Linked DNA regions of Homo sapiens: all the other regions are linked to region 2. Evidence: chromatin loops called from intact Hi-C (ENCODE). Cell type or tissue: OCI-LY7. All regions are shown on one strand.

Region 1 (8,000 bases), 52 kb before region 2:
TTTAAAAAAACAAAACGAACAAAAAAAAAAACTTCTTTTTATACAGTGAGTCAGAGTCTTGCTGGAGTGCAGTGGTACAATCTCAGCTCACTGCAACCTCTGCCTCCCAGGTTCAGGCAATTCTCCTGCCTCAGCCTCCCAAGCAGCTGGGACTACAGGCTCATACCACCATGCTCTGCTAATTTTTGTAATTTTTTTTTAAGACAGTCTTGCTCTGTTGCCCAGGCTGGAGTGCAGTGGTGCAATCTCAGCTCACTGCAACCTCTGCCTCCTGGGTTCAAGGGATTCTTCTGCCTCAGCCTCCTGACTAGCTGGGACTACAGGCAGGCATCACCATGCCTGGTTAATTTTTGTATTTGTAGAGACCAATTTCACCATATTGGCCAGGCTGGTCTCCAACTCCTGACCTCATGATCTGCTGGCCTCGGCCTCCCAAAGTGCTGGGATTACAGGCGTGAGCCACCGCGCCCAGCCTGTAATTTTTTTTTAGTAGAGACGGGGTTTTACCATGTTGGCCAGGCTGGTCTCGAACTCCCACCCTCAGGTGATCCGCCCACCTTGGCCTCCCAAAGTGCTAGGATTACAGGCGTGAGCCACCTTGCCCGGCCTTTTAAAACATTTCAAGCTCTACTAGGTCCACTATATTTTTATTTAATGTGCTACTGGTGAAAATTTATTTCTTCTTTTTTTTGTTTTTTTTTGAAATGGAGTCTCTGTCGCTCAGGATGGAGTGCAGTGGCACGATCTTGGCTCACTGCAGCCTCTACCTCCCGGGCTCAGGTGATCCTCCCACCGCAGCCTCCCAAGTGGCTGAGACTACAGGCACGCACCACCATGCCTGGCTAAACAAGCTTCTTCCAGTCTGATCCCATCCCCCTAGGAACCCGGGTGTGGACGGCCTCTCTTACCTTTGCTGCAGACGCGTCCCTCCTTCCTAGCCCCAGGGGCTGTGTCATGCACATGACCAAGCCTGGCCAGTGGCTACCCAGCATCTCCTGAGCCTCAGTGATTGCTCCAGTAATGGGCATGTGACCCAAGCCAAGCCAATGACAATCAACCCCAAGACCCTTGCTGGAGCTCCTTGAATAAGACGAATTCTTTACAAGGCTGGTGAGATGAAAACCCGGAGCTGCCCAGCACCATCTTTGCCAGCAGGTAGAGCAAGCCCACTGGAGAATGAAGCCAACACAGAGAACAGCCAGGCTTGGAGTTGGAGACAGATCCCTGACAGCATGGTCTGAGCTTCTGGATCCAGCCAGGCCTGAAGCTCTTGCCCTCCCCACTTCCCAGTGACACAATACATTCTGCAATGGCATAAACCAGTTCCAGTGGGATTCTGGTTTTTGCAGCATTCTGCTATTCATCCTGACTAATGTATTAGACTTAAAAAAATACAAGGCCTGGGAGTGGCGGCTCACGCCTGTAATCCCAGCATTTTGGAAGGCCGAGGTGGGCAGATCACCTGAGGTCAGCAGTTCGAGACCAGCCTGGCCGACATGGCAAAACCCCATCTCTACTAAAAATACAAAAATTAGCCAGGTGTGGTGGTGCACGCCTGTAGCCCCAGCTACTCTGGAGGCTGACGCAGGAGAATGGCTTGCATCCGGGAGGCAGAGGTTGCAGTGAGCCGAGATTGTGCCACTGTGCTCCAGCCTGGGTAACAGAGCAAGACTCAATATCAAAAAATAAATAAAAATACAAAAATTAGCCGGGCGTGGTACCACACATCTGTAGTCCCAGCTACTCGGGAGGCCGAGGCAGGAAAATCATTTGAACCCAGGAGGCGGAGGTTGCAGTGAGATTGCGTCACTGCACTCCAGCCTGAGCGACAGAGTGAGACTCTGTCAAAAAAAAAAAAAAAAAAAAAAAACAAGGCCTGTAATTCTCCATTGGCCCAAGACAAGCACAGTCCTGCAGAACACAAAGACACATTTGCTCCTTGAAAGATTCACAGGAAGGGAAAAATATTTCCCATTCTGTGGTAATGAATCAATACCCAAATAAGACCTGGTTCGTTTCTCAAGCAGGTAATCCTGCCCAACAGCCATGACTCATCCCAGCCCCAACCAGCCCTGAGGTTGGTGTGGCCCCAGATAACTCGCTAAACTTGGGGCCGCCCCAGATTTTCCATGTTTGCGTGTCTCCTCTCCTTTCTCTTCCAGCTAAGAGTCCTGGGAACTCTTTCTAGAGTTCCAAGTAAACGCTTTGCAGAACGCCCAACCCAGATCAACACCCAGTAGATGCTCTCAGAGCACAAGGAGACATCCGGAGATCTTGCTTTTACCGAAAGTATCCAATGAAAGGGAAAAAACAAAGTTGGTCTTGACCCTTTCTATTTTTTTATTTTTTTGTTTCTTTTAGTCAAGATCTTGCTCTGTTGCCCGGGCTGGAGTGCAGTGGCACGATCATAGCTCACTTCAGCCTCAAACTCCTAGGGTCAAGGGATCTTCCCGCCTTAGCCTCCAAGTAGCTGGGATTACAGGTGTGTGCCACCACGGCTGGCTAATATTTTTTCTTTTCTTTTTTTTTTTGAAACTGAGTCTTGCTCTGTCATCCAGGCTGGAGTACAGTGGCGTGTTCTCAGCTCACTGCAACCTCCATCTCCCGGGTTCCAGTGATCCTCCTGCCTCAGCATTCCTAGTAGCTGGGATTTCAGGCGCACACCACCATGCCCAGCTAATTTTTGTATTTTAGTAGAGATGGAGTTTCGCCATATTGGCCAGGCTGGTCTCGAACTCCTGACCTCAAGTGATCTGCCCGCCTTGGCCTCCCAAAGTGCTGGGATTATAGGCGTGAGCCATTGCTCCCAGCCTATTTTAGTTTTTTTAGAGACTGGCATCTCACTATGTTGCCCAGGCTGGCCTTGAACTCCTGGCCTCAAGTAATCCTCCCGCCTCGCCCTTCCGAAGTGCTGGGATTACAGGCATAAGCCACGGCACTCAGGCTTGCCCCCTCTTACCAAGTGCTGGGATGGCACCCAGGACCTCAGCAGCAAAGGGAGCCTAACAGGCATCAGATGAGGAAGGCTCAGAAGGCTGAGCGCAGGGAAGGAGCCTCTGTCCGCAGGACACCGAGGACTTTGGGGAAGGCACTCAGCCGGGAAGTCAGACATGACCTCATCCTAGTTGAGGTTCCGTAGAAGCAGAGCCTGTGATGGAGATGTGGGTGCATGTGGTTTTCTAGAAGTGAGGGTTCTCAGAAGAGGGGAGTAAGGAGACAAGGTGCAGGAGGAAGAACAGCAGACAGGTCCCAGCTGGAGGCCTGATCCCAAGGCAGGCCTGAAGTAAGAGTTTTCTGAGTCAGTCCCACCAGGAGGCAAGGGGGCCCTGCTGAGGACCTGTCCTCGGCCAGTCGGTCCTTCTGGGGTCCCTCTGGGCTGCCAAGAAGGGTGGGTGAGGGGTGGGAAACACAGCTGTGAGCAGTCAGCGGCCACACTCGAAGCAGCCGGCTCCTTCCTTCCTCTTCTTGGCTGCACACCTGCTTTTGGGGAAGGAGCTCATGGACTGGTTGCAGCTGGGGTGGGAAGAATTAAACAGACACTGCTGAGCTCAGTGCTTGAGGGCCCAGGGCTTCGGAGGCAGAGGCAGCCAGTTTCGAATCATGATTCTGGGTTGACTCAAGTCTCCAGCGTGGAGCTCCAGGGGCGCGCAGCTCATGGAGTGCGGTACGGATTAACAAGGCCATGTGGTAGGCGCTCTTCCCCCCACAGCCTGGCGCATGGCAAGTGCTCAACAAATCATGGCTCTGCAAACATCTCCAAGTGTCACAGGCCTGGCTGCTACGGTGGGAGATTTAACATCAGTCGCCAGGTGTTGGGGAGGGAAGAGAAGGAGTTCGGGTGCCTTCCTGGACTCATTCCAGCACCCACAGGTGCTCAGCGCACTTCTATCTGGGTCAGGTTTTGCTCCTTCTCATCAAGTGCAAGGCGGGCACACAGGACCCCGGAAGAACGGAGGTCATGGGAGTCCAGATAGGAACCAGACCCCTGGCGTTGGGGGGGCTCCAAACCTCTGTGTTTGGGAGTCCTGGCTTCCCCAACTTCCCCTCCTAGCCTCAGCCCCTATGGATGGAAAAGTACCCCCAGCTGGCATGACTGATCGATTGGTTTGGGGCACAAAGCTGGGTCCTCTCTGAGGAGCAACTTGGCAGGAGGTGCCCGCAGTCTGGCCTTGGCCACAGTGCTACTTTGAAACTGCTTTAAACTCGCCAATGATGTCCTAAAGCCCTGATGACAAATCCCAGCCTCCCGCAGGCCCTGCTCTGGCGGGGACACCTCTTGGGCCTCATTGCAAACCACACAACCCTCCTCCTGTGCCCCGCCTGCTCCAGGCACACAGGAGTCCCTGTTGCTCCACAGCTTCAGGTCTCTCTGGCGGCAGTGCCTTCCCCTACCTGCCCCTGGCCAACTTTTTTTTTTTTTTTTTTTTGGTGGTGAGACAGGGTCTCATTCTGTCACCTAGGCTGGAGTGCAGTGGTGAGATCAAAGCTCACTGCAGCCTCAAACTCCTGGGCTCAAACAATCCTCCCACCTCAGCTTCCTAGATAGCTGGGACTACAGGCACCCACCACCACGTCCAGATAATGTTTTTATTTTATTTTTTTTCTAGAGACAGGGGTCGGGGTGGTCTCACTATGTTGGCCAGGCTGGTCTTGAACTCCTGGCCTCAAAATGATCCTCCCGCCTCAGCCTCCCAAAGTGCTAAGATCACAGGCATGGGCCACGGTGCCCGGCCTGCCATTACCTTTGATGCATGGACAAGAGGTAGCCTCCCATGCATAGCAGTAGCCACGATAACAGCAGTCATTTCTGTTTGCACCCAACTCATCTAAGCACTGTCTGCTTATTTTTGATATTATTTTCCCTGTTTACATTTGCAGAAACCGAGGCTTAACAAGGTTAAAGTCACCTGCCCATAGCGTGTGGTGGACTTGGGATTTGGACTCAGGGCTGCAGAAAATAAATAACCAGGTCGCCATGGGGTAAGTGCACTGCAGGAGAAGCTGCTTACAAGTGAGCTATCGGTGTCCTGTGGCTGCAATTATCACATCACCACAAACTGAGGCGCTTAAAACAGCAATGTATTCTCTGTTCTAGAGTCTAAAAGCTTGAAATCAAAATGTCATCAGGACCACCTCCCCCTGGAGGATCTAGGGAGGGTCCTCTCTTGCTTCTTTCAGCTTCTGGTGGCTCCAGGCATCCCGGGGCTGGGGGCTGCAACACTCTGCACATGGCTTTTTGTTGTTGTTGTTGAGACAGGGTCTCACTCTGTTGCCCAGGCTGGAGTGCAGTGGCGTGAACATAGCTCACTACAGCCACAACCTCCCGAGCTTAGGTGATCCTCAGCCTTCTAAGTAGCCAGGACTACAGGCACATGCCACACAGCTGGCTAAGTTTTTCATATTTTTGGTAGAGACAGGGTTTCACTACGTTGCCCAGTCTGGTCGCGAATTCCTGGGCTCAAAGGATTCACCCTCCTCAACCTCCCAAAGTGCTGGGATTACAGGCGTGAGCCATGGTGCCCAGTCACCACACGGACGCCTTCTCTCCGGTGTCTGTGGCTTCAAGCTCCATGTCTTGCTTACACAGACACCCGTCATTGGGTTTAGAACCCACCCTAAATCCAGGATGATCTCATCTCGAGATTCTTAACTTGATGACATCTGCAAAGACCCTATTTTCTTTTCTTTTCTTTTTTTTTTTTTTTGAGACGGAGTCTTGCTCTGTCTACAGGCTGGAGTGCAACAGCACAATCTCAGCTCACTGCAATCTCTGCCTCCCTGCAATCTCTGCCTCCCTGCTTCAAGCTATTCTCCTGCCTCAGCCTCCTGAGTAGCTGGGATTACAGGTGTGCGCCACCACGCCCGGCTAATTTTTTTGTCTTTTTAGTAGAGACGGGGTTTCACCGTGTTAACCAGGATGGTCTTGATCTCCTGACCTCGTGATCCACCCGCCTCGGCCTCCCAAAGTGCTGGGATTACAGGCGTGAGCCACTGCGCCCGGCCTCGCAAAGAACCTATTTTCAAATCAGGTCACCTTCACAAGTGCTGGGAGTTACGTCGTGGACGTGTCTTTCGGGGAGGGGTCATTATCAAGTAACTACAGCTGCCGTGGGGAACAGGATTAGGCAATCCGCTGGCCCCTCCCCACATGGACTGAGAAAGGTGAGGACGACTGGCTCAACCCTGGAGAGAAGGTGAAGGAGGCACCGAGATGACAGAGACAGGGAGAGGGACAGAGACAGGGAGAGGGACAGAGAGGGCTACTATGCTCCACTGTCTGCTGGAAACCCTGTTGACAAAGGAGGAAGCAACCCAGGGAAGCTCCCGCAGGTCCCAGCTCAGAACTAACAGCTACCCCTGACTCTGCGGGCCCAGAGCAGATCACTGCCAGCCGGCCCCTGTGGGCTCTTTGGCCTGCGCTCCCTGGCACGTGGGATCCCTTGGCCCCATCTGGAGGAAGCCCCACCGAGCCAGAGCCAGGGGAAGAACTGATGGCTGGACCCCAGGCCCAAGGCAGATGCCACCCAGGCCCTTCTTTCGGTTCTGCAAATGCCACTGGCTCTGCTGGCTCTGAGCGCAGAGTCCAGCCCCCATGCACATGACTATGTGGTGCCCTCAGCCCCCGCACGGGTCAGAGTTTTCCGTGTGCCGCCTCCTCGTCCTTCTTCTTCTGCCGAATGCCTGGAATTCCACAGGAATTTCCACAGAGGCCCACCCCACTCTGAGCCTCCTAGTGAAGGAAACAAAGGCCAGCTCTGAGGCCCGGGGCTGGGAGGGCTGAGCTGGCAGCCACTCCAGAGATTTGCTGTCTTAGATAGGAAAGGACGGCCTGGGATCCTGCACCCATGATACCCTCTTGGAGGCCCTACTTTGGGGCCTGGGAAAGGAGGTCTCTCTAGCCCCGTCACCCCTGCATACACATAAGTGCATCCCCCAACACACGTGCACACAGGAACCAGACACATCACGCTGGAGGCAAGATGGGTAGACATATTCCCAGGGGTGCACCCATCCACACGGACCTGGGGCAGCCCAGGGCCACCTGAACAGGGAAGTGGCCCAGCCTGAGTATTGCCTTGGAGCAAGCCAGCCAGGGCTCCAATCTCAGCTCTGCAACCTCAGGCAAGTTACTCAACCTCTCTGTGCCTCCCTCACCTCATTTGCAAATAGTAGTGTCAGAGGGGTTTGAACCAGAGCAACTCCATCTTGAATAGGGGCTGGGTAAAATGAGGCTGAAACCTACTGGGCTGCATTTCCAGACTGTTAGGCATTCTAAGTCACGGGATGAGATAAAAGGTCAACACAAGATACAGATCTAAATACTTTGCTGATAAAATAGGTTGCAGTAAAGACGCCGGCCAAAACTCACCAAAACCAAGACGGCGACGAGGGCGAACTCTGGTCTTCCTCACTGCTACACTCCCACCAGCACCATGACAGTTTACAAATGTCATGGCAACGTCAGGAAGTTACCCTAGATGGTCCAAAAAGGGGAGGCATGAATAATCCACCCCTCATTCAGCATATAGTCAAGAAATAACCTTAAAAATGGGCGACCAGCAGTCCTCACATGGGGCTGCTCTGTCTAAGGAGTGGCCATTCTTTATTCCTTTTCTTTCCTAATAAACTTGCTTTCACTTTACGGACTTGCCCTGAATTCTTTCTTGCACGAGACCCAAGAACCCTCTCTTGGAGTCTGGATCGGGACCCCTTTCTGGTAACAGTAGTACCCACCTGAAAGGGTTGCTGTGAGGATTAACTGAATTGATGCATGGATAGCACCCAAACCCTGGAACATAGGAAGTGCCACATATATGTTTGCTGTGATTAGTGGCATCACACACGCAGACATGTGTAAGGCCACTTAGCAATACACAGACACATGCAGAGGGACATACAGAACCTCAACAACTCACATGCAAATGGACACACAGACATGAATACACATGTGCAGAGACTCATATGGGCACTTATACACACATGCACACAGGTGAGACCAT
Region 2 (8,000 bases):
TCCACACCTGAGGGACGCAGCAACAGCTAGGATCTGCATTTTCAGGTTCCGAGCCTGACCCCTGGAACTGACCAGCGCTCGATTGTCAGCCTTGGCCTGGGGTTTTGACCTTGCCAGTGAAGTTTCGGTTTTGAAGTGATTAAATGTCACTTCCTCATCAGTTTCACTTCTGGAGGTTTTCTTATCCTACTCCCTGGTGCCAGGGACGTACCTGGGAGTTTGAATCAGGCCCATTTGAGCGTGGCAGCCGTGTTGGGTGAAGGTCCGGGGCTCGGTGAGGCACTGGGGGGGTTTTCGGGAGGAAAATGAAAATGCTTCTAGAATGAGTGAACCACATCATAGCTCTCACTGTTTTTTCAATAGCTACTTTTTTTAGCAGACACCAGAGCCACACTCAAATGGCTAAGTAGGTTATGACCTCTCTGGATTATTTTTGAATGCCCAACTGTTGCATTCAAGTTTTCTGACTAATAAGAAATTAAGCATTCATCCTTCGTATCACTGCAGAAGCAACAGTGGGGGCACAGGGAGGGAACTCTTGACACTGAGCCACTAAAATATGGACTAATTTTTTGGACAAATCTTCAAACGGACTGTGCTACTGTATTTGTCTCAAAGCTACCAAGTTTGTGCAATAAGTGGAAGGGATGTCATCCTTCTTCAATAAATGCTGAATGACATTCAAGCTGATTTTCTAGACCACTGAGAAAATCTTTATTTACAATAAATTTCAATAAAATTTGCATAAATATATTCCCAATGTACAATTTTCACCTCTGATTTCTTCATATCATTTAAAAAGTTAGTCTGTCCTGTTCTCCTTATTCCTTTCAGACACCAGTGTGGCGCTGACATTGGCAGGTGGAGGGGAGCTGCCAGGGAGCTGGGGGGTGGCTGAGGGCTCAGGCTGCTTGGGGTGGACCTCTCTCTGGGCCGCCAGGCTTTCAGCTCCATCCCTGCCCTCCAGTTTCCTCTCCATGGTCGCCACCAGGATCTTGAGCCACGTGTTCTCGGTAAGGAGGTTTTCTGAGGCATCGGCCAGCTCCTGCAGCTTGCGGGCCAGCTCCTGCAGCTCACGTGTCTTCTGCTCATAGAGGGCCTGCAGCTGCTCACTGTGTGCGTGGAGCAGGCTGTGCTGCTCTTCCAGGGCCCGCTGCTGCTGCCGCAGCCGGTGCTCATCTCTGCGGGCACTGGAGAGCTGGGACTCCACCTGCACTTGTGCTCGCTGGAGGCTGCTTATTTCTGCTCTCAGTTTCTGGATCTCTCTCTCCAAGTGGGAGATGTGCCCCCGCTGTAAGACTGCCTCGCTCTGAAGACACTCCTTGGTAGGAGAGTTAGCCACATTCTGGGGGCTGGAAGCAGGGTCTGAGTGATGCAAAATGAACCTCAACAGGTTTGGAAGGGTGATGGGGACGTCTTCGGGGTATTTCACACTTAGGTCCTTTCTGGAGAGAGAGGGAAAGGAAGCAAAGACAGGAGTCACACCAACACAATGAGTCCAAAAGCAGGCTGTACCTGAGGCCAGGCCATCTACTTCTCACCAAGAAAAGACGTTCCGTGGATTTTACTTACTGAAAGTAAGGAAAATGTTGCCTGGGCAAGAAATTCTCTACAAAGCTGAGGCTGTCCCATATGCTCGTTCTGTAATTAAGATGGCTTATCTGTTCCTGAAGCCAGAGCTCAGCTTCACCCACACCCTCCAAGAAAGACAAGAGCTCCTAGGCCCAGGCCTAAAGCCAGTGATGCAGGGCCCCAGGAGTGTGTAGGCATGGGGCCTCTGTGTGCTCGGAGATGCCCAGCGGCTGTGTCAGGAAGAGCGTCCAGGGGAGGCAGGAGTGTCCCACCTATGTCCCTCTTGTGCCCACTGACAGTGCCCGGAGAAAAAGGAAGAACTTGAAAGATACCCAGTCTGTTTCTTCAGCAAGCATTTATTACACATTCTCTAAGGCAGGGGTTCTCAACTGGGGGTGACTGTACCCCCATTCCCCAGGTACATCTGGCTCACACCTGGCAACCTGATAACTGGCAAACAGCCCAACCAAAGGACTATGAATTCAGGCTGCCCAGCCCTGAGAGCACAGAATAAGGAAGGAAGGTGACATAGAAAGGGGTTTTCCCTACAGCTTTGTTCCAGGTCCTGATCTAGAGATCTAGAAAATTCCTCTTCAGAACTTGTCATTTAATCGTCTGATGATGTTTCTCTCACATATCTATTTACCTGTGCCTGTACAGCCTGGCTGCAATTGATCAAAACTACCAGCTTTATGCACTTAGGTATGAGGTGGGCCGGCAGCCGAGTTTGTCTCCCTCAGGTGTTAACAGAATGGAAGTCAACAGCAGGGACTCCAGAGCCTGGCTGCCCAGGGCCACTGGACCCGGCCGTAAATTGTTTTATAATTTTGGGGTAAACATTCAACCATCCCCTCCTTTAAAGCTTAGTTTTCTTAACATATAAGCTTTCTTCAAGTGGGGCCCAGCCATTCAAATGACAAAGCTGGGTGTGGTGCTGTGTGCCTGTAATCCCAGTGCTTTGGGAGGCTGAGGTGGGAGGATCGCTTGAGGCCAGGAGTTTGAGACCAGCCTGGACAATATAGTAAGGCCTCATCTGTATAAAAAGTAAGATAAAAAAATTAGCCAGGCAAGGTGGCACACACCTGTAGATCCAGCTACTTAGGAGCCTGAGGTGGGAGGATCACTTGAGTCCAGGAGTTCAAGACTGCAGTGAGCCGTAATTGCACCACTGCACTCCAGCCTGGGCAACAGAGTCAGACCTTGTCTCAAAAACAGAAAACCAAAAAACCCCACAACAACTGAAAACACATCGTGGCCCTGTCAAGTGGGCCCATGGAAGAATACCAGACGCTGGACCTGCCCCCACGTTCTGCGGCACAAGCCTGGTCTTGTAAGGCAGAGTAAACGTGAATTACTTCCCAGAAAAAGCTGCCAAGATCCCTCAGGATGTCTACCTCCAGACATTTACAGGACAGTGACATCCGTGAGCATGCTATCTGCTAACTAAGAGGTCTTGGTGCACTCTCCATCAATGTCCCTAATGGGCACACTAAAATACTGCCACACTTTGTGAAAGTAGCAGGGACAGAGAATGTCAACAGTCTACTTCCAGGAAAGCAGTCATGTGAAACTATGGTGGGAAGAGGTCCCCATGTCTATGCAACTCTCCTCTAACCCTGAGGGAGTGGCAGGGCACACCTCTAAAAAACTGTGATTCTTCCCCTGGGACACATCAGAGTCTCTTGGTGGACAGGAGCACCCATCTCCCCCTCATCACCCTGGCCCAGGGCCAGGCCAGAGCACCTATATTTTGCAATGTCACACAGAGTCTGACGCAAGTGCTGGCTGGAGGAGCACCTGCTCGGTGGAGCAAGTGGCTCCAAGATGCCTCTGCACAGGAAGGCTATGTCTCCCTCAAGGCCCCACCCCTTCCTCTTCCTCCCAAGGACAGGCTCTTGCATTTTTTTCCTTCATGATTTTTATAAATCAAGACATGCTCTTTGTAGACAATTTGCAAGGGATGTAAAAACATACAAGCAGCACCTTCAAATCACTTGCAATCTCACTCCTCTGAAGTCATCAATGTTAACACCTCAACATTTTCCCCTCTGTGAACATCTCCACCTAGCACATGCACAAGTTTATATTTTATCACAGTAAATATACAATTTCATATTCTTTTCACTAAAAATAGCATAAGCAGGTGGACAATGAAAAAGGTCTTACTACATGTTATCCAACAGCCTTTTTCATTTCCTCTTTTGCAAGCTGTCAGCTCACGCTGCTTGCCCATTTACCTTCTGGCTAAACCAAACACTCGCTTGGGACCAGCTCATGATGAGCATACTTTACTTCTACCATTTATTTTTAGGAAATGAGAAAAATTCCATTCCAAAGCCATAAAGCTTTGGTTTACCAACATCCTTACATTAAAAGAGAAGTGGACAGTCTTCTTATGTTCGATATTTAGAAACGACAAGGGTAAGGGCCTGCAGCAAGTGCCCAGCATGGGGCCGGAGAAATGCGCACATCTTCACGTTTCCCACACCAGGCAGCCTAAGAACGAAGGTCACTCAGCCCAGACGCAGGCCTCCAGATGACGCCCCACCCTGCCACCTGTTCCGCCTGTGTCTCTCTACACAGATGCATTTCTGCCAGCTGCTGAGAACTTCTTCATTAAAAGGCATGTGCTGGGTGCTAAGATTTTCATATTTTTTCAAACTATGCTTGGAATTCAAAAATTATACGTCATTAAACTACATGCCCAACTCCTGGCCCACACAGATGAAAGTGTTAGTGTTACTGTCCGTGATTCCTGGACTATGTGGTAATTTAAACACTTCTTAGAAAGAAAAAGCCTCATCACAACTCAGTCAGCAGTAGAAAAGGGTGAGTCACATTCTGTTTTTAGTGCATGATGTGACAAGACCCTACTACCACAGAAGTACTCCCGCAAAAATTCTTTGAGATACAAAGCAAAAACCAAGGGAATGATTCAATAGATATGAAGGAAACACTCTCCTAGAGAAACATGACAAGCTGAATCGCAAAAGGGAGGCAGGAAATTAAAACAGCAAACGTCATACATGCGAGCCAGGGAACTCCCTAAATGATGCTGCAGACACTTTCCCCTGGAGAGAAGATACTGTCAAAGTCATGTGAGTGGGTCCCCAAAAGGACTCAACTTTCTAAAAACCAAAGGGAATCTATAAAAAGGGAGCAAACATCCAGTGTATTAGGCTCTAAAGGACCAAGAGTTAATTTCTTTTTCCACTAAAACATCTGCATCTACGTTTACTAACTGGAAGTCCGCTCCCCCTTGTTAATGTCCTGCTTGCAGGGGCTTCCGGGGTAGTTGCCGTTAAGAACTGCACCTGGAATACTGATTAGGCAAGTGTGAAAAAATCAAGCGACCATCCCATGGCGGACGTTCACAGCAGTCTGCACGCATGGGAGAAAACCCCTTTGTAGGCCTCCTGGAATCCGAGAAAAGGACGTGCCATGGGTAAGAAAGCCACCCTGTCCTCTGTACGAGAGGGATGAGGAGCTGCTGGGAGGCCAACTGAGAGACAAGCAAGTGGAAGGCTTGGGGCAGGCAGGGCTCCACAGATTCTCTGCTGTTTTGCCCCACACAAACATTGCACCACTGCACTCCAGCCAGGGCAACAGAAGAATCCTGTCAGTCTCTGCGTCCTCCATATGTTCATACAGGCCATGAAAGCTAAGAATTCTCACGGCCACATTCAAGCTCGGGTAAGAGATAGACTGGGAAAAACAACCTTTAAAAGATCCATACCACACATAACATCCTGACACTACAACCCTTTTATGTCCCTAAGGACACTTTTTTTTTTTTTTTTTTTTTGAGGCAGAGCCTCGCTCTGTCACCCAGGTTGGAGTGCAGTGGTGTGATCTTGGCTCACTGCAACCTCCGCATCCCAGGTTCAAGAGATTCTCGTGCCTCAGCCTCAGAGTAGCTGGGATTACAAGCATATGTCACCATGCCTGGCTAATTTTTGTATTTTTTGTACTGATGGGGTTTCACCATGTCGGCCAGGCTGGTCTCAACCTCTTGAGCTCAAGCAATCTGCCTGCCTCAGCCTCCCAAAGTGCTGGGATTACAGGCATGAGCCACCACGCCTGGTTCCTAAGGGAACATTTTTTGAACATAATGAATGATTTACATCTTAAACCCATTTCATTTTCAGACCTCCACAAAAGAATCCCAACTGCCCACCAGTGACAAAAATTTGGCATTACCTGTTGCAGGGAAAAAACAAGACAGTAGGAAGACGATCGACCATAAATTCCCAAGGAAGGTCATTCTGAGACACGTCAATCCTGGTAAAGGGAAAGAACAGAAATGGCAGATGATCAGCCCAAGAAACACCAACTTGAAAGAACCTTCTCAGATAACTTCAAGAACCTGGTGCATTTTTTACACCCCACATTGGGCTAGTCCCTTCTCGATGAATGTACTACCAGGTGTGAGCTGGGCGCTGATACTTCCAAGACATACAACATTCTACTACGTGGACGCTTTCCACTGAGTGGCAATGTGATGTCCTGAAAGTAAAAATGAACTTGCAGAAAATGCCGCACTGACACCTGAGGAGTCATTCACTCCTCACCTGACAGGATCTAGCCAAGTATTTTAATCCCTGAATAGCTCTGGGAAAAGAAAGGAAATCATTGAGCAAAATACATCAAGCCCCTCTGAAGATGGAAAATTATACCCTCTTTATGTTGTAAATCTGGATAGAGACCAAAAACAGCCTATTTTCTTAGCAGATTTGACATTAATTTTCTAATACAGAAAATGACATCTGTACTAACTCACCCAGCCTGTGCTCAATCACTGTGGGAGCTAACCGCAACTGCTCTAGAGGCCTGCCCCGGGCAGCTGGCACAGAGCTGGGCACACAGCTGGGCGCCCACACTCGGGCTAAGCAGACATGGAGCCACAACAGCATCCTTTATGGAAGGGGCTGCATCCTCCTTGCGGAGGGGCTATTCAGCTACTATTCATAAACAGTGCACACAAAAGATGAACATGTTTTCAATCTTTACCTTGACAGAAGTTTTTAGAAAGCATAACTGGGGGGAGTGAGGGTGCGGTAAGTGTCATGTATGTGTCCAAAAGGATGAAATTTGCTTTTCAAAAAATGGCACAACCAGGCTGAGCACAGGGGCTCACGCCTGTAAATCCAACACTTTGGGAGGCCGAGGTGGGTGGACTGTTTGAGCCCAGGAGTTCGAGACTAGCCTGGGCAACATGGGGAAACCCTGTCTCTACAAAAAATTGGCCGGGTATTCTGGCACATGCCTGTAGTCCCAGCTACTTGGGAAGGTGGGAGAATCACCTGAACCTGGGAGGTTGGGGCTGCAGTGAGCTGTGATTGCACCACTGCATTCCAGCCTGGGCAACAGAGTGAGACCCTGTCTCAAAAAAACAACAACGCCGGGCGTGGTGGCTCACGTCTGTAATCCCAGCACTTTAGGAGGCCGAGGCAGGCAGATCACGAGGTCAGGTGATCGAGACCATCCTGGCTAACGCGGTGAAACGCCACCCGTCTCTACTAAAAATACAAAAAATTAGCTGGGCATAATGGCGGGCGCCTGTAGTCCCAGCTACTCGGGAGGCTGAGGCAGGAGAATGGCGTGAACCCGGGAGGCGGAGCTTATAGTGAGCTGAGATTGCACCTCTGCACTCCAGCCTGGGCAACAGAGCAAGACTCCATCTCAAAAAAAAAAACAAAAACAAAAAACAACAACAGCAACAAAAGGCATAACCAAATGAAAACCATTTACCAAAAGTTTACTAACAAAACAGCACTCCTGCCTCACCTGTGCCAGCCTACCTAAAACATTAGTGTTCCTTTCTAAACAAGTGGGAGTGAACACTATATTCCATAATTAAATGCTTTTTCTCACTTGATTCTTACTTCAAAGAAAGCAAACTATAAAATTAAAACATTGTAAAAATCCACTCAGAATTCCATTGGGCTAAATAAGGCCCCCCTTTCTTATGCAGGCTGCAGGCTTGGTCTATATGCTTACTTTTTTTTTTCTGAGACACAGTCTTGCTCTGTCGCCCAGGCTGGAATGCAGTGGTGCAATCTCAGCTCCCTGTAACCTCCGGCTGCTGGATTCAAGTGATTCTCCTGCCTCAGCCTCCTGAGTAGTTGGGACTACAGGCACGTGCCGCCACACTTGGCTAATTTTTTATTTTTAGTAGAGACAGGTTTTCACTATGTTGGCCAGGCTGGTCTCGAACTCCTGGCCTCAGGTGATCCGCCCACCTCGGCCTCCCAACATGCTGGGATTACAGGCATGAGCCACTGCACCTCGCCTATATCCTTACATATTTTTAAGAAGAGTTGTCATATATTTCATACTCTGTTCTTTTCCATTAACTGTATGAAAAGCACTGTTGAAGGATAAAAATTCCATTAAATGCCCAGCCATAATTTACTTAAACATTCATC
Region 3 (8,000 bases), 63 kb before region 2:
CCAGCAGCTGGCACGGGGTGGATGACCAGTCGGTACACACTGGGAGAATGAATGAATGAACAAAGGAAGGAAGGAGAGACCAAGCTGGGGCTCTAGGAGAAAACGAGGCAGGAAAGTCCCAGGGGACAGTGGCTGAGGAAAGAACAGAGATCCCAGGAAGAAAAGCGACACCCAGAGCCCCATCTACCCTGGGGTGTAAATGGCATGGGCAACAACTCAGAGGAAAAGTAAAGACCTTGGGTGCGGTGGCTCACGCCTGTAATCCCAGCACCTTGGGAGGCTGAGGCAGGTGGATCACCTGAGGTCAGGAGTTCAAGACCAGCCTGGTCAACATGGCGAAACCCCGTCTCTACTAAAAATACAAAAATTAGCCTGGCATGGTGGTGCATGCCTGTAATCCCACCTACTCAGGAGGCTGAGGCAGGAGAATCGCTTGAACCTGGGAGGTGGAGGTTGCGGTGAGCCGAGATCACACCATTGCACTGCAGCCGGGGCAAAAAGAGTGAAACTCCGTCTCAATAAATAAATAAATAGCCAGGTGTGGTGGTGCATGCCTGTAATCCCAGCTACTCAGGAGGTGGAGGTTGCAGTGAACCGAGATTGCACCACTGCACTCCAGCCTGGGAGACAGAGTGAGACTATGTCTTTAAAAATAAATAAATAACTAAAATAAAATAATAAAAAAAGAAAAGTGAAGACCTATGTGGTATAATAAAAAGTATCTGCTTGGTCTTTGTTCCCTGTCACTGGTTCCTGGCACAGAGCTGCCAAAGCCCTTGGACCCTCCTCAGTGATTAGAGTATCTTTCGTATGCTAATGGGATGACTCAAGATGACTCAGTGTGGGGGTACCTAGATAGCTTTGGAATGCTTAGAGGGTTAGAAGGTTCAGTTCACCCACTCCTCACCTCTGGGGAGGGGAGAGGGACTAGGAGTTGGGTCCAATCACCAATGGCCATGATTTAATCAATTATGCCTACGTCACGAAACCTTGATAAGAACCACTAGATAGGTTTCTGGGAGCGTTCAGGTTGCCAAATACATCCACTACCTGGGAGGTGGGGCACCCCAACTCCACGGGGACAGTGGCCCTACATTCAGGGCCCTTCCAGACCCCACCCTATGCTCCTGTGCATCTGGCTGTTTGTATCTTTTATAATAAACTGGAATAGTGCTGGACACCGTGGCTCCCACCTGGAATCCCAATGTTTTGGGAGGCTGAAGCAGGCAGATCCCTTGAAGCCAGGGATTTGAGACCAGCCTGGGCAACATGGCAAGACCCCATCTCTAAAAAAATTTTTTATTAAATTAGCCAGGCATGGTAGCACGTGACTGTGTTCCCAGCTACTCAGAAGGCTGAGGTGGGAGGATTGCTTGAGGCTAGGAGGTTGAGGCTGCAGTGAGCTACGATTGTGCCACTGCACTCCAGCCATGGGTGACAGGGTGAGACCCTGTCTCAACAAAACAAAACAAGAAAAAAAAAAAGAAAAAGAAAGGGGCTTATGATGAATAACAAAAGATGTACCTCTCATCTTTGCCACTCAGGAAATTACGAGGACCTTAGAAGCTCTGTCAGGTACGTGAGGCAAAGACCAAATACATATTTCCTATTGTATCACAATATCACAGGCTACCCTCTGGCCTTTGAACACAAATCCCTTACAGTCAGATGATCATAAACATCAAAAGATGCCCGGAGTGGGCAACATAGGAAGACCCCATCTCTACAAAAATTCTTAAAAATTTACCGGGCATAGTGGTGCACACGTGTGGTCCCAACTACTCAGGAGGCTGAGGCAGGAGGATCACCTGAGCCCAAGAGGTTGAGGCTGCAGTGAGCTGTGACTGAGCTACTTAACTCCAACCTGGGAAAGAGAGCAAGACTCTATCTCAAAAAAAAAAAAAAAAAAAAGATGCCAGCAGGGCGCAGTGGCTCACATCTGTAATCCCAACACTTTGGGAGGCCGAGGCAGGCAGATCACCTGAGGTCAGGAGTTCGAGACCAGCCTGGTCAACATGGTGAAACCCCATCTCTACTAAAAATACAAAAATTTGCCAGGCGTGGTGGTGCAAGCCTGTGGTCCCAGCTACTTGAGAGGCTGAGGCAGGAGGATCGCTTGAACCCGGGAGGCAGTAGTTGCAGTGAGCCGAGCTCACACGAATACACTTCAACCTGGGTGACAGAGCGAGACTCCAACTCAAAAAAATAAATAAATAGAAATAAAAAAGATGCCAGCACATTGCTAAAATCCATCAGTCCTTAATAACGATACAGTCCGCCATCCCATGAAATGTATGAAAATGTCCCCCAGGGTAAGGCTGCCCAGGCTTGCAGGCTTCCATTCTGTCTTATCAAGTTCTGAAAGCAGGGGCAGTCCCAGCAATATATCAATATATGGCTTCACTCTTTTTTTTTTTTTTTTTTTTTTTTGAGTCGGAGCCTTGCTCTGTTGCCCAGGCTGGAGTGGAGTGGCACAACTCACTGCAACTTCTGCCTCCCGGGTTCAAGGGATTCTCTTGCCTCAGCCTCCCAAGTAGCTGGGACTACAGGCTCACACCACCACGCCCAGCTAATTTTTGTATTTTTAGTAGAGACGGGGTTTCACCATATTGGCCAGACTGGTCTCGAACTCCTGACCTTGTCATCCGCCCGCCTCGGCCTCCCAAAATGCTGGGATTACAGGGGTGAGTCACCGTGCCTGGCCTATATGGTTTCAATCTTTCAGGCATCTGGTATAACTGAGCCAAGGGACAACGCCATCTCTTGATCTAAGCCTCTTTGAAGGTGTTAATGTAATATTAAATTTCCTTCCCTCCGTAACCTATTTATTTATTTATTCATTCATTCATTTATTCATTTTATGTATTTGAGACAGGGTCTCACTCTGTCACACAGGCTGGAATGTAGCAGCTCGAACATAGCTCACTGCAGCCTCAACCCCCTGAGATCAAACGATCCTCCCACCTCAGCCTCCCAAGCAGCTGGGACTACAGGTGCATGCCACCACAACCAGCTTCCAAAAAAATTTTTTTGTTCGAAGAGATGGGGTCTCACTATGTTGCCCAAGCTGGTCTCAAACTCCTGGGCTCAAGTGATCCTCCCCAGTCAGCTACTGGGATTACAGGCGTGAGCCACTGCACCTGGCCATAACCCATTTATTTATTCTGTCTTTTACCTCCAGCTATTTTTGTTTCTTCTCTCCATTTATGCCCAAACTTTTCCCCCTTGGAAGAGACATTCCGTTCTGCCACTGTGCTGGTCTAGATTGCAGGCAGAAATACTAGTCTAGCAGGTGCCTCCCCTGGCAAGGCGGGAGGAGAGCCCTGAATTTGTAATCAGCCAGGCAGAAGTAGGGGTAGCCTGGGGACGCCATTTGCACTGGTGTCTGAAGTGGGAGCAGTCCTGTGGGACTGAGTCCTTTGACCGTGCAGTCTGCACTAACTGTGGGCAGCTTCTGTCGGAACTGAATTGAATTGCTGGCCATGCAGCTGGTGTCAGAGAATCTGGAGAGCGTGCTTGATGGGCTCCCCGGGCTTTCGCTGTGTGCGATGGGCTAATAGCAAGATAGTTTCTCTCTGGCCATGGAGCCACTGGCCATTGTCCCCGCCTCCCAGTGGGTGGAGCATTTCTGGGGGTGGGGAGGGGGCGCTTCATAGAGCTGCAAATTAAAAACCCCCGCACTGGCCGGCCGCGGGGGCTCACACCTGTAATCCCAGCACTTTAGGAGACCGAGGCGGGCGGATCACGAGGTCAGGAGTTCGAGTTCAGCCTGGCTAACATGGTGAAACCCTGTCTCTACTAAAAATACGAAAGTTAGCCGGGCGTGGTGGTGGGTGCCTGTAATCCCAGCTACTCAGGAGGCTGAGGCAGGAGAATCGCGTGAACCTGGGAGGTGGAGGTTGCAGTGAGCCGAGATTACGCCACTGCACTCCAGCCTGGGCAACAGAGCTAGACTCGGTCTTAAAAAAAAAACAAAACAAACAAACAAACAAAAAAAACCCCAGCACTGCCCGGGCACGGTGGCTTACGCCTGTAATCCCAGCACTTTGGGAGGCCAAGGCAGGCAGGTCACTTGAGGTCAGGAGTTCGAGACCAGCCTGGCCAACATGGCAAAACCCCTTCTCTACTAAAAATACAAAATTTAGCTTGGTGTGGTGGCGCTTGCCTGTAATCCCAGCTACTTGGGATGCTGAGGGAGGAGAGTCGTTTGAACCTGGGAGGAAGAGGTTGCAGTGAGCCGAGATCACATCACTGTACTCCAGACTGGGTGACAAAGCAAGACTTCGTCTCAAAAACAAAAAACAAAAAAAAAAACCCCAGCACTGCTGGGCTCAGAGGACACATCTCCACATGGCATGATGAGGCAAAGACCAGTGCCCCAAAGGCCCCAAATGTCATGTGACCCATGTGCACTTCACCCTGTGGCAAGAAGCTGCCAACTCAGCCCTCTTCAGGGGTCATGCAAGAGACAGAAACAGGAGAAGCAAGCTGAGTATAATTATTACAGCCACAGGGCATTCTTGGCTTATATTCTACTTTCCCACTTTGTTTTTGTTTTTTTTTTTGGAGACAGTCTCAGTCTATTGACCAGGCTGGAGTGCAGTGGTATGATCATAGCTCACTGCAGTGTTGACTTCCTGGGCTCAAACCACCATCCTGCCTCAGCTTCCTGAGCAGCTGGAACCACAGGTGCATGCCACCACATCTGGTTAATTTTTTAAAATTTTTCTTTTGTAGAGGCGTCATCCTGCTATGTTGCCCAGGCTGGTCTTCAACTCCTGGCCTCAAGCGATCCTCCCACCTTGGCCTCTGATATAGTTTGAATATTTGTCCCAGACCACATCTCACGTTGAAATGTAATCTGCGGACGGGTGCAGTGGCTCATGCCTGTAATCCCAGCACTTTGGGAGGCCGAGAGCAGTGGATCACCTGAGGTCAGGAGTTGGAGACCAGCCTGGCCAATATGGTGAAACCCTATCTCTACTAAAAATACAAAAATTAGCCAGGTGTGGTGGCGGGTGCCTGTAATCCCAGCTACTTGGGAGGCTGAGGCAGGGAGATTGCTGGAACCTGGGAGGCAGAGGCTGCAGAGAGCCGAGATGGCACCACTGCACTCCAGCCTAGAGGACAGAGTGAGAGTCCGTCTCAAAAAAAAAAAAAAAAGAAAAGAAAAGAAAAAGAAAAGTAATCCTCCACAATGTTGGAGGTGGGGCCTGGTGGGAGGTGTTTGGATCATGGAAGCGGATCCCCCATGATTGGCTTGGGCCATCCCCTTGCTGATGAGTGAGCTCTCACTCTGAGTTCATGGGAGATCTGATTGTTTAAAAGACTGTGGCCCTCCTCCCAACACTATCTCTTGCTCCTGTTTTCGCCGTGGGACATGCCTGTTCCCCCTTCGCCTTCCACCATGACTATAAGCTTCCTGAGGCCTCCCCAGAAGCTGAACAGATGCCAGCACCATACTTCCTGTACAGCCTGCAGAACCATGAGCCCAGTAAACCTCATTTCTTTATAAATTACCCAGTCACAGGTATGTTTTTACAGCAATGCAAGAATGCCTAAAACAGCCTCCCAAAGCACTGGGATTACAGACGTGAGCCACTGTGGCCAGCCCACTTTCCCACTATTGAAGGTGATATGGAAAAAATAGGTCATTTCTATTCTGTGAAAGAATCAGCAGCACAAGTATGATGATATTAGGAACTTATTCTCAGCCTGTGGTCAGGGAGACAGACAATAGGGAGTGGTGGGGACTGTGACAAACTGAAGGGCAAGGCCCCATGTAACAGGTGCAGCGGGCACTGTCATGGCCCTGCCCACATCTCCCTCAGCAGCTGCTGCTCCAGGACATGTCAACACTGCACACTGGGCTCGCCATTTGTGACTTTCTATTTTGAGATGGTCTCGCTCTGTTGCCCAGGCTGGAGTGCAGTGGTGCCATCATGGCTTACTGCAGCCTCAACTTTCTGGGCTCAGGTGATCCTGCCACCTCAGTCTCCTGAGTAGCTGGGACTACAGGCGCACTCCACCACACCCAGTTAATTTTTTTTTTTTTTGAGATGGAGTTTCGCTCTTGTTGCCCAGCCTGGAGTGCAATGGCAGTGCGCGATCTCGGCTCACCGCAACCTCCGCCTCCCAGGTTCAAGTGATTCTCCTGCCTTAGCCTCCAGAGTAGCTGGGATTATAGGCATGTGCCACCACGCCCAACTAATTTTGTATTTTTAGTAGGGACAGGATTTCTCCATGTTGGTCAGGCTGGTCTCGAACTCCCGACCTCAGGTGATCTGCCCACCTCGGCCTCCCAAAGTGCTGGGATTATAGGCATGAGCCACTGCACCCAGCCCCAGCCAATTTTTATATGTTTTGCAGAGATGGGGTCTTGCTATGTAGCCCAGGCTGGTCTTTAACTCCTGGGTTCTAGCCATCCTTCTGCCTCAGCCTCCCAAAGTGCTGGGATTACAGGCATGAGCCACCGCTCCTGGCCCACCCATGACTTTCTACTTGAAGTTTTCTTCTTGGCCTATGTGCAGAACAGACTGGTATTAACCCCCCTCAGAAGCAGGCCTCCATCAAGGATAGACAGGAGTCAGAAGGGAACATCCCAGCCCCCTTGCCCCTCAGGAAGCACAACCCACGTTCTACACAGCTCCCCTGAATTCCCCGGCAGGATGCAGCCCCAGGTGCCCACAAGAGTGGCCGGCTCCCTGACACCTTGTAGTGTGTGTTGATTCTTTCCCTGCCCCGACTCTCTTCCCAACTGCTTGTGCTTCCTGAGATCCCCTCCCTAGTAAACCACTGGCACCCAGATCCTAAGATCCTGCTCTCAGAGCTCCGGGGCAATGCAAACTAAGATAAGAAACCAGCTCCTACGTTGCTGCAGCCCATTTCTTCTGGGTGGGAAGGCAAGACCTTCCCATTTTTTTCAAAAGAAACCAAGATCCAAAGTTTCTCGTGAAACCTTCTGAGGGTTCATTGCCAGCTCAAATTAAACAATGCAAAACAAAATGAAACAAAACACGTCTGCAGGCCCGCTCCAGCCCTTGGCCTTCCCAGTTCAGAGCTGTCGGTGGCTGATGAGGGTGGAGGCAGTGGGGATGTGGTTAGAGAGTGTGTTTGGGGGACCCGCCCTGGCAGCCTGGTGGGGACAGCTCAGAGGAGGTGCCACCATAAGCCAGGCGGCATGGCTTGCTCATGAGACCCCAGCTGGAAGCATCTGGACCGCCTGGCACGGCCACCCTCGGGCTGTCAAGAGACCCAGAGTAAACAGCCTGAACGCTTTCCCAAACACACAGACCCCAAGCCGCCTGCGGCCTCCCCCTGCTCCCTGGGTGGGGAGATATCCCAAGACCCCTCTGCCTGCCTGACATCTGAGCTCAGGCCCAGGAAAAACAAACCCCGGATGGCTGGAGAGCCCCCGGGAAGAGGCAGCAATCACGGGAGAGCCACTTGCAGACCGCACACTTGTGAACTTCATTTTAATTCTGTGCAGATGGAGGAGGCTGTCTGTGCAGATTTCCACCTCCCTACACAACCCCCTTCTTTCCTCTTGCAGAGAAAACAAAAACGGTGTCTCTCGAGATTGCTTTTGCACCGTTTAACAGGGTTATTTAAAGCCATTGCTTTTCTGCTGTCTTTTCAGAATGTAAATTAAGAATACAAGGTGTCGTGAAGGATACTGGAGGGGTAGGTGGTGATGTGAAATTTCAGTTCTGTGTGTTTATTGTTCTGAACCACCTAAACCCACCCATGCCTGCTCTAAACTGTGGAATATGCTTAGTGGATGTTAAGTTGGAGCTACATTCACTGAAGGGAAAGAAATTTCTGAGAACAGACCTTTCATGGGCCTCTGTGAAACAGGTATTTCGTATATCATTAGTTCATTTAATCGTCATCATGACCCAATTAGTTGTATAGTTTCATATAATGAATATATATATATATATATATATATAATTTTTTTTTTGAAACAGAGTCTCGCTCTGTCGCCCAGGCTGGTGCAG

The links. Peaks named below come from ENCODE experiments on the same cell type or tissue, not always from the same donor. Only the 100,000 strongest peaks of a DNase experiment are listed, where the experiment ranks them.
Region 1: it touches region 2 in a loop (2.7-fold over the local background); 2 of 110 quality-filtered maps call a loop at or near these places.
Region 3: a loop joins it to region 2, with 4 times the contacts of the local background. A loop is called at or near these places in 2 of 110 quality-filtered maps.

What each region holds. Positions count from the first base shown.
Region 1 is chr16:11,626,164-11,634,163 of GRCh38, forward strand. It overlaps a transcript of LITAF not described here. Among named protein-coding and RNA genes, the nearest start is that of SNN, 38 kb to the right of the region's middle. RefSeq lists an enhancer at 921-1,455. In OCI-LY7, no CTCF peak of the experiment used is centred here; DNase peaks (open chromatin) are centred at 1,859 and 3,488; H3K27ac peaks cover 3,601 bases.
Region 2 is chr16:11,678,393-11,686,392 of GRCh38, forward strand. SNN (stannin) reads left to right here. Exons shown (of 2, transcript NM_003498.6): 2 at 1-760. It overlaps TXNDC11 (thioredoxin domain containing 11), which reads right to left. Exons shown (of 12, transcript NM_015914.7): 11 at 5,773-5,853; 12 at 691-1,445. The coding sequence ends at 803. Among named protein-coding and RNA genes, the nearest start is that of SNN, 14 kb to the left of the region's middle. RefSeq lists an enhancer at 2,827-3,183. In OCI-LY7, a CTCF peak has its summit at 2,352; DNase peaks (open chromatin) are centred at 3,369, 3,769, 4,119, 4,889 and 2 weaker places; H3K4me3 peaks cover 7,368 bases; H3K27ac peaks cover 8,000 bases.
Region 3 is chr16:11,615,021-11,623,020 of GRCh38, forward strand. It overlaps a transcript of LITAF not described here. Among named protein-coding and RNA genes, the nearest start is that of LITAF, 32 kb to the left of the region's middle. RefSeq lists enhancers at 1-526, 6,979-7,747, 7,196-7,485 and a silencer at 1-163. In OCI-LY7, no CTCF peak of the experiment used is centred here; DNase peaks (open chromatin) are centred at 4,391, 4,671, 7,141, 7,581 and 2 weaker places; H3K4me3 peaks cover 2,966 bases; H3K27ac peaks cover 4,969 bases.